Regions from separate parts of the Homo sapiens genome. Here region 2 is linked to region 1. The links are chromatin contacts, found by Hi-C or POLR2A ChIA-PET in ENCODE. All regions are on one chromosome and are shown on one strand. The core of a region is the stretch at or near the end of the contact, and the rest is flanking DNA. Distances in the headings are between cores, read along the strand shown.

Region 1 (3,869 bases), core at 595-3,094:
CAGGCGTGGTGGCGCACCTGTAATCCCAGCTTCTTGGGAGGCTGAGGCAGGAGAATCGCTTGAACCCAGGAGGCGGAGGTTGCAGTGAGCCTAGATCGTGCCACCGCACTCCAGCCTGGGTGACAGAGTGAGACTCTATCTCAAGCAAAAAACAACAACAAAAAAAAAAGAAAAGAAAATTAAGTATTAGCAACCTAATGGGGTTGTGGAGCCAAATAGAACCTGATGCCTCACATTCAAGGATTTGGCAATCTGCGTCTTAATTTGCCTCCTTCCTACAACTAAGCCTTCAAGGTTGATTTCAGGTTTCCTTATATTCTAGCGGGAAGAGGCCAAATAGACTGGAGGGTGTGGGGGAAAAACCTGAATCTTAGACTTGACTGCCAGCAACTTGCTGGGGAACTGTGGGCAATTTCTTTGACCTCAGTTTCCTCTGTAAAAATTAGCATGTTGGCCTGTTCTAATCCCAGATTTCCCCTCTAGGTTTACATAAGCACCTTTTTGTTTTTTGTTTTGAGATGGAGTTTCGCTCTTGTTGCTTGTTGCCCAGGCTAGAGTGCAATGGCAGAATCTCGGCTCACTGCAACCTCTGCCTACTGGGTTCAAGCGATTCTGCCTCAGCCTCTTGAGTAGCTGGGATTATAAGCATGTGCCACCACGCCTGCCTAATTTTTTGTATTTAGAGATGGGGTTTCACCATGTTGGTCGGGCTGGTCTTGAACTCCCGATCTCAGGCAATCCACCTGCCTCAGCCTCTCAAAGTGCTGGGATTAAAGGGATGACCTACTGCACCCAGCCCAATAACATTTTCGATGCGTAAGTACCAACACTGATTTGATGTTGCTAGTTGGTAATCTTAATCCTCCAAGGCCTGGTAAACACCCAGTTTTCTAAGTCTGCCATCTTCAAGGGAACTGAGGACAAGAGACCAGTTAGTAGGCCCTTGCACTACTGTAGTAGGACCCTAAATAAGTCATGGCATCATTCTGTAGAATACTGGAGGGGGTTGGGCTAGAGAATGCCAAGTTTTGGCTTGTTTAAGGGGATCTGGATTTCCTCAGCTCTAAAAGTTGGGCTCCTGATCCCCGAAGGAGGAGTAGAATTTGAGACCTGGAACTCAGTTTCCCCATAAGGTAGAATATGCGTTATGACTATATATGCACTGTTTCCTAAATTCCAGGGGCTTTAGAGTTTCACACACACACACACAACAAAACAAAACCCGCGGTGGCTCACGCCTGTAATCCCAGCACTTTGGGAGGCTGAGGTGGGCGAATCACGAGGCCAGGAGTTCGAGACCAGCCTGGCCAACAGGGTGAAACCCCGTCTCTACTAAAAATACAAAAAATTAACTGGGCGTGGTGGCGGGTGCCTGTAATCCCAGCTACTCAGGAGGCTGAGGCAGGAGAATCATCGCTTGAACCTGGGAGGCGGAGGTTGCTGTGAGTCGAGATCTTGCCACTGCACTCCATCCCAGGCGACAGTGCGAGACTCCATCTCAAAAAAAGAAAAAGAAAAAATATATATATAACTGCTATTTATTTTCCTTTTCATTTTCTGCTTTTGAGGGAGTTTCCATAGTAACGTGTCCTTCCAGTCGCCTAGCCTGAAGGGAAGCCCCGGAGCTCCAGCTTCAAGGCTCAGCTCTCCCAGATGCAAGTATCTTTACCTCCAGCCAGCTCCTTGTAACCCTGGCAACACGGCCCGCCCGCGAATCGTCACGCTACGATTGGTCCGTGGTGCTAAAGCCTGAAAGCGAATTCCTCAGACATTGGTCCGAGTCACTGCGATGCTGACGCTGTGGTTGGTGAGTTTGGATGTCAGTCAGAGTCGGAGGCAGGGTCAAATAGGGAGAAATGGCGACGGAGCCTGGCTGTGGGTGAGTGCTTCCTGAAGGGGTGAAAGTGTGAGACAGCGGATCACCGCAGTTAGCCGTCACACAGCTCCCAAAGGGATGGGAGGGAGGTTTTCTTCTCATCCGGCTCCAGCTGGACTCTGGGAATGTCAGACATCCACATCTCCCACCCAGGTTAGAGGTGAGAGGTCAAAGGCCGTATTCCCTCTGTTGGTTTTTGGACCCCAGGTACTGTGGACAGCAGTCAGGATCCCGAACCAAAGACTCAACTTTCAGCTACTTACAGAGTAATGGTGGGCAAGTCACTTAGCTTCTTTGAGCCTTAGTTTATCATCTGTAAAATGAGGACAGTAACTCGGTCTGGGGCCAAATAGAGGAAACAATGGAATAGAGTATTGCTGCTAAAAGAGGGATATAGTAGAGGCAGGAGAAGCTATGCACATTTGTTAGCCATATTTTATGGTGGAAGGGATTGAGGCTCAGAGAGGGTCATTGACTTGCCCAAGATAACACAGCAAGTTTGGAGCAATTGCAGTTCTCTTATACATACCAGGACCAAAGGAAAGAATGGATGCCAATCAGTCATTTATAAATATAAAATCGTATTTTTATTTTATTTTATTTTTTGAGACAGAGTTTCACTCTGTCACCCAGAGCTGGAGTGCAGTGGCGCAATCTCGGCTCACTGCAACCTCAGCCTCCTGGGTTCAAGCAGGTCTCCTGCCTCAGCCTCCCGAGTAGCTGAGACTACAGGCATGGGCCACCATACCCGGCTAATTCTTTTTGTATTTTTAGTAGAGACGGGTTTTCACCATGTTGGCCAGGCTGGTCTCGAACTCCCAACCTCAAGTTATCTGCCCACCTTGGCCTCCCAAAGTACTGGGATTACAGGTGTGAGCCACTGCACCTGGCTAGAATGCTATTTTTTTAAAAGGCCATATGCAGCTCTGGCCATACCTATTTAAATCCCCTGGAACCATATCTTTCCATAGCTAACTTCTTATCATTTAGATTTCAGCTCCAATGTCATCCTTCTCCCCTGAGAGGCCTTCCATTACCACTTTAACTAAAGTATCCCTCCCTTCCCCAGCTTACTCTCTGACATGTTACTCAGGTTTATGGTCTTTGTAAGCTTCATTATTGGATATATATTTGCTTATTTGTTTACATGTTTATTGTGTATCTTCCCCTAGAACAGTGCTGACATATAGTAAGTGTTCAACAAATATTGTGTGGATGAATAATTGAAGAGCCAGGTCCCTGCTGTCTCCTTAAACCTCTGTTACTCTCCATAGGCCCATCTTTGGAAAAAAGATCTGGGAATGATTGTCTAGCCTCCAGCCTCAACTTACTTGATGCTTGAGAGACTCAAAGCCCCGTGGTCAGCTGCCCTGCAAAGAAAGTATTTTGACCTTGGCATTTGGACAGCTCCCATCTCTCCCATGGCCCTGACAATGCTGAATGGGCTCCTGATTAAGGACTCAAGCCCACCTATGCTGCTGCACCAGGTTAACAAGACTGCCCAGTTAGATACCTTCAACTACCAGAGCTGCTTTATGCAAAGTGTCTTTGACCATTTCCCTGAGATCTTATTTATCCACCGGACCTATAACCCAAGGGGTAAGGTCTTATATACCTTCCTGGTGGATGGACCTCGGGTGCAGCTGGAGGGTCATCTTGCCCGAGCAGTCTACTTTGCCATCCCTGCCAAGGAGGACACTGAAGGCCTGGCCCAGATGTTCCAAGTATTCAAGAAGTTTAATCCAGCATGGGAGAGAGTCTGTACCATCCTGGTGGATCCTCATTTCCTTCCACTGCCTATCCTAGCTATGGAGTTCCCCACAGCTGAGGTCCTTCTCTCAGCCTTCCACATTTGTAAGTTCCTCCAGGCCAAGTTCTATCAGCTGTCCCTTGAACGGCCCGTGGAAAGGCTGCTCCTGACCTCCCTGCAGAGCACAATGTGCTCAGCCACAGCAGGCAACCTGAGAAAGTTGTATACACTCCTGAGCAACTG
Region 2 (3,879 bases), core at 1,380-3,879, 100 kb before region 1:
TCTTCTCAGGAAACACTCAAGGATTTCTTCCCAAAAGAGCCAACATACCTCCCTCAATGTCTCCGAGGCAGGTGCGGCCACAGCCGGTGCTGCAGCATTTATGCCCCTGGGGACAGGATGCATCCCCATCACACAGCTCCTCACACGGAAGGGGGTCAGCGGGACATTCACCACCAAACTCTGCTACATAATCAAAGCATTGGAGCCCAGAGACGCTCACAATATGAAACACATTTTTCATTGTGTCCCATGTGTATGTTTATATATAGTTATATATTTATATACATATATAATGTAAATATTTATGTGTATCATGTATCTGCAATACATCTGATTTTTTTTAAGACAGGGTCTCACTGTGTTGCCCAGGCCAAAGTGCAGTGGCATAATCATAGCTCACTGCAGCCTCAAACTCCTGCATTCAAGGGATCCTCCCACCTCAGCCTCCTGAGTGGCTAGAACTACAGGCACATGCCATCATGCCTGGCTTATTTATTTATTTATTTTGTAGAGACAGGGTCTCACTGTATCACCCAGGCTAAAGTACAGTGGCACAATCATAGCTCATTGCAGCCTGAAACTCCTGTGCTCAAGGGATCCTCCCACCACAGCCTCCTGAGTACCTGGGACTAGAGGCACAAGCCACCAGGCCTGGGTAATTTTATTTATTTATTTTGTAGAGACAGAGTCTCACTATGTTCCCTAGGCTGATATCAAACTCCTGGCTCAAGTGATCCTCCCGCCTGAGCCTCCCAAAGTGCCAGGATTACAGGCGTGAGCCCCCCCACCCAGCCCACCCTGATATTTTATATTCTAGTTCTTATTTTTCCTAATTACTAAATTGCTTTCAGGACTCACAGTTTGAAAAACACTGTTCAGGTCTAACCCACTGTGGCCAACATTCTCCCTGAATTCTCCCTGTGGCAGACATTTACAATGGTGGCCTCCAGTGAACTTTACCTCCTGGGATTCAGGCCCTTTTGTAGTCCCCTTCCATACCTACTCTGGGTTTGACCATCTGACTTGCTTTGACCAATGGGACATTAGCAAATGTAATGTAAGCAGAGCCTTGATAAGCACTAGCATACTGGGGCTTGTCCACTCAGAATACTTCCTCTTGGAAACCAGCCGCCATGCTATAAAGCAGCTTGAACTACGCTATGGGATGATGAGATGCCCCATGGAGACAGAACCTAGAAGAGAGGTCATCCTGGACGTTGTGGCTCCAGTTGAGCTCCCTGCTAAGCTCCCAGATGAATGCAGCTAAATGAATGACCACAGCTACATCATGTGGGTATATGAACTGCCCAGCCAAGCTCAGGCAACCTACACAACTGTGAGAAAGAGTAACTATATTGCTTTAAGTCATGAAGTTTGGAGATGGTTTCTTATGCAGCAATAGATACTGGATACCAAGTTTATTCTGAGAGGCAACAGGTCCAGCTAAAATGATTTGTTTCCCCATACTCTCTTGCAACAAGGGGTGACCACAAACTAGGACATAAACTGGGAAACTTTTGTATTCCTGACACAGGGAATACCCCTTTCAAACTGCTCCCTCACTTCTTTCTTCTTCCAGTCCAAAGATAGACATTACACAGAGAGGCAGAGTAGCCTTCTTTCAATGAGGAGGCAACTCAGCATAACGAAATGGTCAAGAATTGCAAAGAGGTGTTGTATGAAAGGAGAGAAGGTTAGCACTCCCCTCGACAAGGATGGAAGAGGCCTTTGGGCCTGACAACATGCATATGGTTCAAGCATTGCCACCTACTTTGTGGCATCTAACCATCGTCTTTTAAAATAAATAAATAATAAAATGTAAATGTAAAAAAAAAAAAAGAATTGCAAAGGAGAAAGAGGGAAATAGTTTCATCCTTGTTAGCATCATGGAGCCACCATCCCAGCCTCAGGAATTCTTGTTATATGAGAAAAACAAACCCCTATATGATTAATTTTCTGTTGTGTGCAGCCAAACACATTTCCTATGAAAATAAACTCAGAGAAGAATCTTGCCCAGAACTACAGAGTGAGTCAGCAGCAAGGCAGGACAACACTCAGCCTCTTGATTTGCGGTAAAGTACTTTTTCTACTACACTATCCTTAAAACATGCAGGCAACTGGCCAGGGCCCCAGGCGCAGGCACACCCAAAGAAGGCCACATCCAAACCAAACCAATTCACCATGACTCATTCATCTTAGTGTTTATTTCAAGCTTCTTAAGTAAAGAGAAAGGTGACAGGCAATTAAAGATTTCGCAGAAAACCAAAGCAAGACTGGCCCAGTGCCTCTGAGTAGGAACAGGTAAGTATGATTGCATACAGCTGGCTCTGGGAAGTCTGCCATGATGGAAAAAGCAAGTATTGGAATCCAAGGAGAATACATGCAGCTAAACAACCCAGGCGTAGTAACCCTGTATCCTGAGATTTTCCTGAACAGCCCCTATTTCAAATATCCTGTGCTACTGTGAGATCACATCAAAACTATGTGTCCTGATTTTTGACTCAGAAAATGTGGTCACTGTAACCACCAAATGCATCTCCCTGCACCTCCCCACCTGCTTGACAAACACTGAAATCCATTTAACAAGGAACAAAAGCCTTCTATCTCACAGCTGAGAAGGCTGGGAGTAAAAATCTCCCTGGTGGAAAAACCCGGTGACATAAACATCTCATAAAATTATGCCATGTGCCCTAGAAACTGGGAGTGCCATACGTCCCAGATTTCACCATTTTGCTGAGCTTGACCTTGAGATGACCAATGCCAGGAGCTCTCTGCTACTCTCTGCCCTCGTCCTCAAGACCAGGCATGGAGCACTTACCTCTACCCTTTTCCAGGCCAGGCTTCCTGGAGGCCCAGAGGGTCACAGCACCTCGCTTTTGACCAGTGCCCAGCAATGCCACCCAGTCTGACACCCTGCCTTATATGAATCCCTGCCACGTGATCCCTTTCTCTCAGCTCTAACACCTGGAATTAATGGGGCCTCACTACCTCCAAGCCAGATTATGCTATCCTACTTAAGCTAGACAGCCTTTATACCTTTTTTTTTTTTTTTTTTTTTTTGAGACAGGGTCTCGCTTTGTCACCCAGGCTGGGGTGCAGTGCCGCAATGGTGGCTTACTGCAGCCTCAAACTCTTGAACTCCTGGGCTCAAGCAATCCTCCAACCTCAGCCTCCTGAGTAGCTGAACTATAGGCACACACTACCAGGCCCAGCTAATTATTTTTATTTTTTATAGAGACAGGGTCTCACTATGTTGACTAGGCTTGTTTTGACCTTCTGGCCTCAAGCAATCCTCCCGCCTCAGCCTCCCAAAGTGCTGACGTCACAGGCATGAGTTACCATGCCTGGCCCTTTGTACCTCTTTATACTGACCTGAAATCTGGCTGGGCCTTTTCCTATCCCCAGAGACCTTACAAAAACCTGGCGGATGCCATTCTTTCAGGCAGGATCCTCTGTCTTTCACGATCCTGGCTTTGCCATGCTAGGTAAGGTCAGTTCCTCATAAGACATGCTCCCTAATCACCTCACAATTAGCTTACCAGGAATCAGGAAGAGAAATAGGAACAGTAGCCAGAATGGGGATGACGGTTCCCCACCCTCTATCAGCACCCATCCCAAGACTCTAAGCTATCACCAAAAAAGGAGTGAAGCTGAAGCCCAGGAAATACTCACTCACAGTCTGTCCTGCTGCCTCAGCTCCAACCTGCCACTATGTCTGAGAGAAAGATGCCAGTTGTTGTTGGAAAAGTAAAATTTCAGCACTTCTTAACCCAAGAAGGGCCCTCTGAGCTAACAAACTTACTCCCCTTCTCTTGTAAATAGAGAGACAGACAACTAGAGAGAGGGATTGGCCTGAGGTCAATGGTAGCAGAACTGAGT

What was found. A loop is a pair of places that touch in the nucleus more often than their neighbours do. ChIA-PET counts read pairs that join two places held with the same protein, here RNA polymerase II (POLR2A). Pooled maps may share reads with other maps.
Region 2: a loop to region 1 is called in a pooled map, with 5 times the contacts of the local background. The contact joins the enhancer-like site here to the promoter of ZSWIM1 in region 1. A Hi-C loop is called at or near these places in 2 of 50 pooled maps. POLR2A ChIA-PET finds 5 or more read pairs at or near these places in 5 of 52 experiments (Caco-2, H1, MCF 10A and 2 more).

The regions. Positions count from the first base shown.
Region 1 is chr20:45,879,383-45,883,251 of GRCh38, forward strand. ZSWIM1 (zinc finger SWIM-type containing 1) reads left to right here and starts at 1,845. Exons shown (of 2, transcript NM_080603.5): 1 at 1,845-1,879; 2 at 3,151-3,869. The coding sequence starts at 3,211. RefSeq lists enhancers at 1,555-1,604, 1,855-1,934.
Region 2 is chr20:45,777,027-45,780,905 of GRCh38, forward strand. It overlaps WFDC3 (WAP four-disulfide core domain 3), which reads right to left. Exons shown (of 7, transcript NM_080614.2): 5 at 49-183. It also overlaps the pseudogene RNU6ATAC38P. Among named protein-coding and RNA genes, the nearest start is that of WFDC3, 13 kb to the right of the region's middle. RefSeq lists enhancers at 924-1,218, 2,914-3,414. Within about 2 kb of position 2,630, at least 23 of the 41 ENCODE cell types and tissues checked have a DNase peak (open chromatin) inside an H3K27ac peak, as active enhancers do; they include PC-9, where a contact is called at or near this core.